Linked DNA regions of Homo sapiens: region 1 is linked to region 2. Evidence: chromatin loops called from intact Hi-C (ENCODE). Cell type or tissue: mammary epithelial cell. All regions are shown on one strand.

What was found. A loop is a pair of places that touch in the nucleus more often than their neighbours do. Peaks named below come from ENCODE experiments on the same cell type or tissue, not always from the same donor. Only the 100,000 strongest peaks of a DNase experiment are listed, where the experiment ranks them.
Region 1: a loop joins it to region 2, with 7 times the contacts of the local background. A loop is called at or near these places in 2 of 110 quality-filtered maps.

The regions. Positions count from the first base shown.
Region 1 is chr12:26,223,982-26,228,981 of GRCh38, forward strand. SSPN (sarcospan) reads left to right here. Exons shown (of 3, transcript NM_005086.5): 2 at 312-398. The region is part of intron 1 of SSPN-AS1 (SSPN antisense RNA 1); the gene reads right to left. Among named protein-coding and RNA genes, the nearest start is that of SSPN, 31 kb to the left of the region's middle. RefSeq lists an enhancer at 2,267-2,902. In mammary epithelial cell, no CTCF peak of the experiment used is centred here; a DNase peak (open chromatin) is centred at 2,800; H3K4me3 peaks cover 677 bases; H3K27ac peaks cover 1,176 bases.
Region 2 is chr12:26,151,304-26,156,303 of GRCh38, forward strand. It overlaps a transcript of SSPN not described here. Among named protein-coding and RNA genes, the nearest start is that of BHLHE41, 29 kb to the left of the region's middle. In mammary epithelial cell, a CTCF peak has its summit at 2,683; a DNase peak (open chromatin) is centred at 2,328; H3K27ac peaks cover 734 bases.

The DNA.
Region 1 (5,000 bases), 73 kb after region 2:
CTTTCACCGGATTGTAAACTGATGAACACTGAGTAAACTTTATTCATCGTCATATACTCTGAAGGATCTTGTATAGCACCTGGCATATCAAAAGAACTTAGTAAATGCTGGCTAAGTGGAAATCAATTGATTTTTACTAATTTTAAAGTGGTTTTCCACCAGTTGAAAGAAAAACACAGTACATAAAGATAAGTAAAAGAAACGGACAGCTTTATAACATGGATGTGACTGCAGGAAGATACTGAGACTGATGTCATTTGAACGCACAACGTACCCTGATAACATCCTTTCTTCTGTGTTCTCCCTTGCAGGTCTGCTTAGTGGCCTATCTTGGCTTGTTTATGCTTTGTGTCTCATATCAGGTTGACGAACGGACATGTATTCAATTTTCTATGAAAGTAAGTTGTGATTGTTCTTTCTCTTTTATCATCACATAGAAAGAAATCCAAGTACAAAATAAAGGAGTGCCTTCTTAAGGGGTTGCATATCTGATTAGTCTAGAAATTGCATTTTTAGGCAGGCCAAAAAATGTTTTAAGAGGGCATTGATCCAGACCTCAAAGGTAATGCTGATTTTTTTTTTAAGTCTTAATTTCCATGAACTGGGTTGGCCTGGAGGATATGAAGTCTGTCCTTCAGTGCCCTTAAAAGGAATATTGAAAATTCATCAGTTCAACAAAACACTTGGCCAGAAAAAAGGTATCTCTTTCAGTGCCCACTTCCATATCTCGGGGGTTATTTGGGATATTTTAATAATGAAGCAGTCTAAGTGTATTTCCTCTTGTAGGTGGGATCACTGAGACAGAAAAAGTACATTGGGCGCATCCAAATGCTCTGTGCCAAGACTCTCAGGGCAAAGTGGGGGACGGGTGATGGGATATGCGTGGTTTGGCAAGCGTGTGTGTCTTTCATTTGTGTGTATCTTTTTTCTGTTAGGGACAGTGCATTTGGCTGGAGCCAATTCAAGTACACAGCATTTTCACTGCACAACAGAATCTACTCCAAAGGGAAGCAAAGACACTACCTTTCAGAGTATAAGGACATAGACATAGAACTTAGCAATCAGAGCTAGTAGAAAGCAAATTCCTTCATTTTCTCTCAACTACTATAGCAAATAATACAAAGCTATCTTTAATCTTTTTTTTTTTAATTTGGTCCACTAACATTGTTTTTTCTTCTACAAGAAAACATATAAAAACTGGATTTTTTTGTTCACTACAATGAGAAAACATCAGACATAAAAGTAAGTGAATGACATTATTTGAAAGTTACTAAGGTGAAAAAAATAAGGTGTGTTGGAAGATTCCAGTATAATTGAAGCTGTTGACATAAAAAAGCAAAGGGATGATATCTTTTAAAATCATGCTATAAAAAGTAATTAATAGATACAAACATTTACATTATAATAACTAATTTTAAAAAGCTGGTTACACAAAATGTATGATATTATCCTACAGAAAAAATAAAAGCTCTTAATGAGCATAGAAAATACAATTATCTATGAGTGGTGGGATTATATTTGCATTTTGCAGTTTTTCTCTAATTTTGAAATGTTCTCCAATAGTTATAACTTTTCTAAGTAAACAGTTAATAGATACTACTTTTTTAAATGATGAAGTTAGAATTTTGGTGGATATGCCTTCATTTGGAAATTATACTTTTCTGTCTGAGGACTTTCCTTGAAAGAAGGCCAGATAGAGTAGACATCAGTCTATGTTTACTATTTGTTTGGAGAGGTTTGACTAAACAGCAAGGCTTGGTGATTAAAAAAAAAAAAAAAAAAAAAGCCAGAAAGCTTAGTAAGAAATGGCCTGTTAAATTACAAGAACTTCATCCAGTAGCTGAAGAACACCCCAAACTAGGTTTTTATTAGTTTATGTGAAATACCCTCATTTTCCCCCCAGATGATCCCAGAAAACAGCAGAGTCAAAAGCATCAGCTTAAGAGAGACCCCAATGCCATCTCAGCATCTGCACCTTAGTTAAAATAGGGAGTAAGAGAAAAAAAATAGAAAAAAAAAAAAGTCACTGCCAATGTCAGCCAGGTTGAGGATTCCCCACTAGGAAGATCTCATTAGCTACCTCTTTTTTTCCACCCGTGACAGGCATTGGCAAATACTGAGGCACTTTCCTCTTCTCCTGAACGTGACCTTTCTTGATGCTTGCTGCTAGCTCTCTAAGGTTGCATGCTACATTATCTTCAGGTTGAAAGTGAGCTTCAGCCCATCTCCAGATTTTCCAATGACACAACAGGGGACAGCTGACTTCCCTTATGCTTCTCACACTACTGGGGGGGCGAAGGCATAACATGCATCTTCATAGGGCGTTTCTCATCAGCATAGCCGCATTTTGGTGCCCCCATCTCGGGACCCTGGCCTAAGCTTTGTTAGAGGATTTATTTCCTCCTGTTGAATGCCCAGATAGCCAGGACAAGCAAACGGGCCATGATGACAGTCTCATTGTAGTCCACACGTGCACACACACGCACCCTCCCTTTCGCTTAGAGAAAATAGCCACGGGCTCTTTTTTTTTTCTCAAGCTGGGACAGCCCTCTGGGGGTTCGGGGATTGGGGGTAGGGTCCCTTCGCAGGCCCTCGATGCCACCAGCGCGTTCCTTTTTCCTCCCTGGGCTTTGCCTCTCTGCCTCTGGGCTTGGCTGGGCATCGGCTGCAGGTCGCGCTTCCTGCCTTTCCTAGTGGCCTGACTTTCTCAGGGCTCCCCTGGAGGTTCGGAAACGTGTCGGGGGCATGTGCCTGCGGAAACATTCCAGGGCACGTTCCCTCCTGCCCACATCCAGGAGGCCCCTGGGCTGCTTGCGGCAGCCTCCTCCCGAGCAGTGCGCTGCAGAAGGGCCCTTCCCGTTCAGGCCACCGGGGAAGGTAATTAAATTGGAGCAGAAACACCCTCCTCCCGAGGTCACCGAACGTGAAAGCTGCAGGCCGGGTACCAATTAAAGGCAGCGAGCGAGCGGAGACGCGCCCGGGCGCTGCTGTTACATAAGCGCCCGGGGCCACCGCGCCTCCGCCCGCTGCGCAGCGCCGGGCTGATGGGCTGACACCCGCAAGACAGATGCCTCCCGCGCCGGGCTTTTATCAAGATATATTTGCTCGGATTCTCAAGGTCATCGTAAACACTCTTCCTTATAGTGTATTCGTGCCATGTAGGTAAAACAAGCCACTTGATTTTAAATTACAGATTCTAACCCAGAAGCTTGTTGCTGTCAGATGAGTTAAAAGCCATGAAGGAAAAATGCCACAGCGCTGCAGATAAAGCCTGCAGGCTTTAGGGGGGATCGAGTATATATTTATGTCTTAAAATGGATAAGAAACTTGATTCCGTGGCTTTCTCTAGTTTACTTGGCCTGATGCTTTCCGGAGTGGGAGAAGCCGAGTCACTAAAGTGTGAGATAGATACGCACGATATAAATTTATTCATACTCAGAGAAGCTAAGGGGCATGGTTTTTCTTTATGTTCTCTTTGGGTTCTAGCATAAACGGTTTAATTAAAATTGAGCAACCACTGTGTTTGTGTAAATGTTTACATCCTTCCTACAAGCCAAGAATGCATTGTTACTCCCACATGACAAAATAAGACAAAAGCAGTCGAATTAATATCCTCAGTCCTCAGAACTGGCAGCTCTTTCCATCCCTACTAATTTGCTTATTATTTCACAAATACTTAAATAGGCTCCTGTATACCAGACGCTGTTCTAAGTTCTTTACAGACATCAACTCTTTTGATCCTTGTAATTATCCTGTGAAGTAGGTGCTATTATGATCATCATGCCAAGTTTACAGATGAAGAAGTACAGGTGCACAGGGATTGATGAATTTGCCCAGGGACCATGGCTAGTGAGGGGAGAACCTGACTCCCTGGTTCACGCTGTTAATCATCAGCCAGTACTGCTGCGCACTTGTTAAATGGTCTTGGGCACATCTTTTAATCTCTGAGCCAAAAAGTCATCTTTTAAAAATAGACAAAATTCCCATTTTCAGCAAATGGATTTTTGTGACTATCATGAATGAGTAAAATCTTTTTCAACTATTTGAATTATTTGCAGATTGAGAATGAGGGATTATTGTCATTGCTTCAAGATATTGCCCAACAAATGTTACAGAAAATTGCTATCTAAGGAGCTTGGTGCGGTGGCTCATGCCTGTAATCTCAGCACTTTGGGAGGCTGAGTCAGGAGGATCACTTGAGGTCAGGAGTTCAAGACCAGCCTGGGCAAAATGGTGAAACCCTGTCTCTATCAAAAAAAATACAAAAATTAGCTGGGTGTGGTGGCACACACCTGTAGTCCCAGTTACTCAGGAGGCTGAGGCATGAGAATCGCTTCAACCCAGGAGGCAGAAGTTGCAGTGAGCTGAGATCAAGCCACTGCACTCTGTCTCAAAAAAAAAAAAAAAGAAATTGCTATTTAAGGATGTATGTATGTTAGAGGTAGGAAGGTTATCACAAGACCCCCGCCCCCAACTTCCATCCATTGTTGGTGATAAAACAGGTAGAGAAAACTCCATTTGGGGCCATTCTACTAAGCAGATGACTACCAGGTGGGAAATGATCACTTTAACCTGGGCCTTCCCTGGTTAAAATCATAGATATACCATTGTTCCCAGAGCAAACTGTTCCCAGTTCTCTGCTGGCTGTACTGGGAATACAGCTACGATGGGTACACACACACACACACACACAGAACATGGTCAAGACAGTTTAATTTGGCTCTTGGCACCAAGAGTTTGAAGTCAGTAATCAAGCCTGAATATTTCAGAACAACCCAGAATTGTTCAAATATTCTTCCCCATTGGTTCTACAAAATAAATCCATATTTTTAGGCTAAAAACTCCAATTTTTGCATAAAATGTAGTCACTGAAAATATTGAGGGCCAGACGAAGTGGTTCACGGCTCTAATCTCAATACTTTGGGAGGCTGAGGTGGGAGGATCACTTGAGGCTTGGAGTTTGAGACCAGCCTGGGCCACATAGCAAGACTCCATCTCTT
Region 2 (5,000 bases):
GAAGGAAGTTACAGTTCATTCCAAAATATTTAGATTAGAACTGGCATTATTTCCCTATTTAGATCTCTTCTCAACCATAAAAAAAAAATCACATGCATTGTGTTATTTTTCTCTTGCTGTTACCCAGCACAACTGCCCCCTTAAAATCCTCAATTGGGTCCTAAGCTTTTCTGAGGCACCCTTTCACATACATTTTTTGCTATTGCAATGAAAAACAAATCATTTATTCATTCAACACTAAATACCTAGTGTGTGTCAGGCACTATTCAGAGTTCTTGGGAGTAAATCAGTGAACAAACAGACAAAGCTCCCTGCCCCCATGGAGCTTGCAGTTTAGCTCATGCAGAGGATCTAATTTACCTATGCATGACAAGACCTGACCCTCAGCATGCATAAAGGTTACCGTGGTCCAGGAGGATCTAGTACAAATTTTTTGTAACAGGGCTGCAGAATTTACTAACACACTATGCCACATGTGGAGAAAAAAAATATATCTTAAAATTTTGTCCATACCTGGTCTAATCTTCCTCATGTGCCCCTGCGTGGTAGAAAATAAAAACAAAACAAAGCAACTAGAATTTTTCTCATCCAATGCGGTAATTTAACCATTGCTTTTGGATAATGCTTAGTCCCTAGATTGAAAGAGAGAAGGAGGGGAAAGAGATGTCACACCAGATAATACTTTTGAATCCTGAAAGAAGAATTTCTCAATATTTTGTGCTATTCATAATTCAGTGACTACAAAGACAATACACTTTTAAGTCTAATCTGCATTATTGACATTTCCCTCATCATTTTCTTCATTCTAGGCAATCAACAAAACAGTAAGTGAAGAAGCCCTGATCTGTCACATTTGCTCTTTTCCATGGTGTAAATACTCCCACCGTGGCTAATTTAAAGCAACCGATGTGAGGCCACTGCTTGCAGGAAAGATATGCAGCAGCTTACCATTATGTAATATTTCCACCAAACAGATATGTAACCATCAATAACCTCAAGATCATAGATAACAATAAAAATGTAGTATAAGTAAAACAATTAGGAAGTGATAAGTTTTAGGCATGCGTTACTTTTGCCTAATATAATTTATTTAATTATAAATTTATAACATTTAATTTTTAATAATGGCTATGTTTAGCAACTGTCTTGCAAAATTCCTGAAAATTTAAGAACTGGCTCTTAGAAGTCACTATGTCAGGGTAAAACCATAGTAATTATAAATGCCATCTCTCTTTCCCTTATCACTGTATTTTAATCCAACAGCCAATCATGCAGACTCTACCTCCAAAACATATCTTGACCACTTCCCTACTGCAACAATTGTTCTCATCACCCTCACTGCTCACCTGTATCCCTGCAATAGCCTCTAGTTGTTCTCCCTGGTTCATTCCTTATCTGTGTCTCATAGTCCACTCTCCACACAGGAGGCAGTCATATTTTTAAAATGTATGTACCATATCACTTCCCATCTTAAACCCTTCAACGTCTTCCTGTTGTTCCTAGAAGAAGACTCAAGCTCTTACCATGCCCAGTAAGGGCCTATCTTATCTGGCTGCAGCCTCCCTTCCAACTTCATCTTGCCATTGTCTGACTTAGCACTTCATTCCAGCCATGCTGGCCATCTTTATTTTCCTAAAACACACCTGTTGTGTAGCTGCCTCTGGGCCGTAGCACTTGTTCCCTCTGCCAGGAGTGCTCTTCCCCCACAGCATTCCAAGGCTGGCTCCTTCTCATTGTTCAGGTTCTAGCTGAAGTATCATCCCCTAAAAGAAGTCTGTCCTGTTTTATCTAAAGTAAGCCCCATTGCCCATATCACCACTCTCCGTCATATTCCCTTGTTCTCAGAAACTCAGGCAAATTACTTAGCCTCTAAACCTCAGTTTTCTCATTTGTTAAATGGAAGTGCTGTAGTACACATTTCTCATAGGGTTGTGAGGATCAAACGAGTTAATATATGTAAAGCACTTTGAACCCTACTTGGATCTTATTAAGCACTATCTATGTAAGTTTCGCTGCTAATATTATCATCATCATTTTTATTGAAGTATTATTATAATCTTCATTATTATTGGAGTATTCAAAGTACCTATCACTGTCTAAGAGTATTTTATCTATTTGTTTTCTTATTTCCTTTCTCCTCTCCTGGAATTTGAGCTCCATGAGAGCAGTGACCTTGAATGACTCATGCCCTGCTGTGTTCCATCACCTAGAATAGTGCCTGCCACACACTAAGTACTTAAATATTTTTTGAATGAATGTGTGCATAAATGAATAATGAATAAACAGAAGAACTGGCGGTGACACCATTCTGAGCCTTGGTTTATTTTTAGAAAATGTGATTACAGAGGCTTGCAGTCAGTGTGGTTGGAAGGGCACAACCGTTTTTGTAGGTGGTGGAACTTCTGGACTCTTGTTGCATGTCTGCAAGGTCTTCCACGAATTCTGGGTTCTGGTCCTTCTTGAGTGCTGAGTAGCTGATATCCCAGTGGTCCCAATCATCAGGAATATTGTGGGTGTGCTTAGCTCTCATAGTAAAGTCTAAGTTGGGAGAACTAGTACCTTATGGTCCCTCCTGATGGATGAGCCCAGAAACAGAACTATGAGCTACGATTCCTGAAGCAGCCAAAGGCAAGGAAGTCCAGTGCCTCTGAACATTTGTTCTGCTCAATGAAAGAACTCAGTCATGGGGTACCCCTTGTGGAAAAACTTGGAGTAGCCTCAGAAAGACTTTCATCCTTTGCTTTTGTAGTGGTTACATTTAGAGCAGATATGTGCAAAAAAACCTATGGCAAAAACCTTATCTTGGGCATATTTCTCTTGAACCCGAGCAGTTGCTCAAAAAGGTACTATGAAAAGGCCCATTTCTATATTTTTCACTTTTCATTTAGGTCCCTGATATGTCAAAAGATGACAGGGTTCATGAAGATTTTCTGTAACTCACCCTCGGTTGATCTGGAATACCAAGCTGCTTTACTCTACAGTGAGCTTTTTGAGGACAGACCATGTGTGTTATTCACCATTGCACAGAGTACCTAGCTCAGAGCCTTGCACTGAGCAACAACCTATAGATGCAAGATAGATTTCCATGTTCAGATCAACACTGCATTAGAGTATGACACCTGAAATCTTAGCAGCAGGGCCTTGGTGAAACTCTGTAGAGTTTCAGGGGGATCCTCCCTGCCTCCTTCACCAATTCCTCTTAAGGGGCACTAAGCAGAAAGGAGACAGGCTTTGGAATCAGACAAATGTGGCTTCAGGTTCTGGCACTAGTTAAATGACTTAGGGAATGACTAATTAAGGGACTTTGGGGAAGTTACTTAACCTTTCTAATTTATAAAATGGGAATAAAATGGTACCTATAAAGATTAACTGAGATAAGTAGGTAAACATTTCAGCTGAGAACCCAGTATCTACTGTACATTCGATTATTGTTAATATGAATCTTCTGGAGTGTTTTCTGTTTGTGTATGATCAGAATGCAGATTAAGGGGCAGAGAGGTCTAGGGCAGAGTAGAATTGGGCCCAGTAACATGGTGCCACATCAGATCCTGGACCAGAATTATATGAGAAAGTAGTGGGGTTTGGGCCCAGGGTTTGAGGGATGGTGATGGTAGTGTATGGTGAGGAAGCTGGGCATGACAGTGTAATGACAGAGAAAACAATCTGTGGAGCTCAGGATAGATTAATTTTTATAATGGGAAACTGTATTAGGAGTGATATCTAGATCTCTATCAGACTACTAGAGGACATCTATTCTTTATTGAATATCGACTTTTTAGGGGAAAAAAAGCAAAACCATGTTCTATGAATATCAAATGAGAAGAACTTGTCAGTTGGCTGCTTTTAAAGTTACAACTAGTGTATTCGTGGTATACAGAAAGGCCATTGGGTAACACCTCTTTCTTCTTAAATTGGGTAAATGAAATAATAGTGAATCACAAGTTAAAGTTACTTGTCCAGACTAATCAGGGAAAGGTGAATTAGAAGATGAGAGGGTGAAAATTAAAGAAGAAACAATTACCAACACAGAAAGGAGGGCCGCAGATGACAAAGATGGGAGCACGTATCTGAAAATGGAAGGGGATGGTGTTGTGGACAGAGGAAAAGAGCGAAAGATCATCAAACCTTCAACAACATAAAAGTGACCCTCACGTTACCCTTAAATGGTAATGGCACACAACCTGAAAGCCTCAAAAGCAATAGGTATATTAACATTTAAAAAAGAGTCTTTAGGCACCTCAGTAATAGACTGATGACCACTGGTTGGTTTTGTTAATATGTGTGTAGGCCAGAGAGTAATTTGGCGGAAAGAGGAAGAGTTAATCTGAAAGAGGAAATTTGAAGTTAGAAGAACATGAAGGCAAATCATTCATGATAAATGTGAAGGAAAGAGCAAGATTTAATAATGAATCAGGGGGACAAAAAATAGAGCTAACATTAATGGCCACTTATTGCACATGAAGCCCACTTTGCTAAGCTTTTCCCAGGTACCATTGCATTGTTACCACAGCAACCTGTGCGGTGAGCCCTGTTGTTAGCCCCAGTGAACAGGGCAAGTCAGAAGTTTCCTTGTGATAGAGCTGGCAGGTAGAGGATCTGAGTTCTGAATCTCACCTCTCTCAGACAAAAGCTCCTGTGTGTAACCATTCAGCTGAAGTGCTTGCTCAAAGGGCTGAGAAAAGATGATGAAGAAGATTGGGAGGGGATTGAGAAAGAAAAGTTCAAAGAACTTTGATGGTAAAGAATCTTAGAATGAAAGTAAGACATGACAAAGAACAAAAGGAAGAAAGCATATCTAAAGGAGTAAGAAAATTAATATTTTTTGGCCACCTTATGTGATTAAGATGCACAAATATAATCTCCTTTAGTTCACACCAGAACTCCGTGAAGTAGACATGACTTCCGTTTACACAGATGAGGAGATACAAGTTCAGAGAAGTCACCGTTAATCACGTAGCTCACAAATACCAGAGCCAGGATTAGAACCGCTGTCTGCAGCG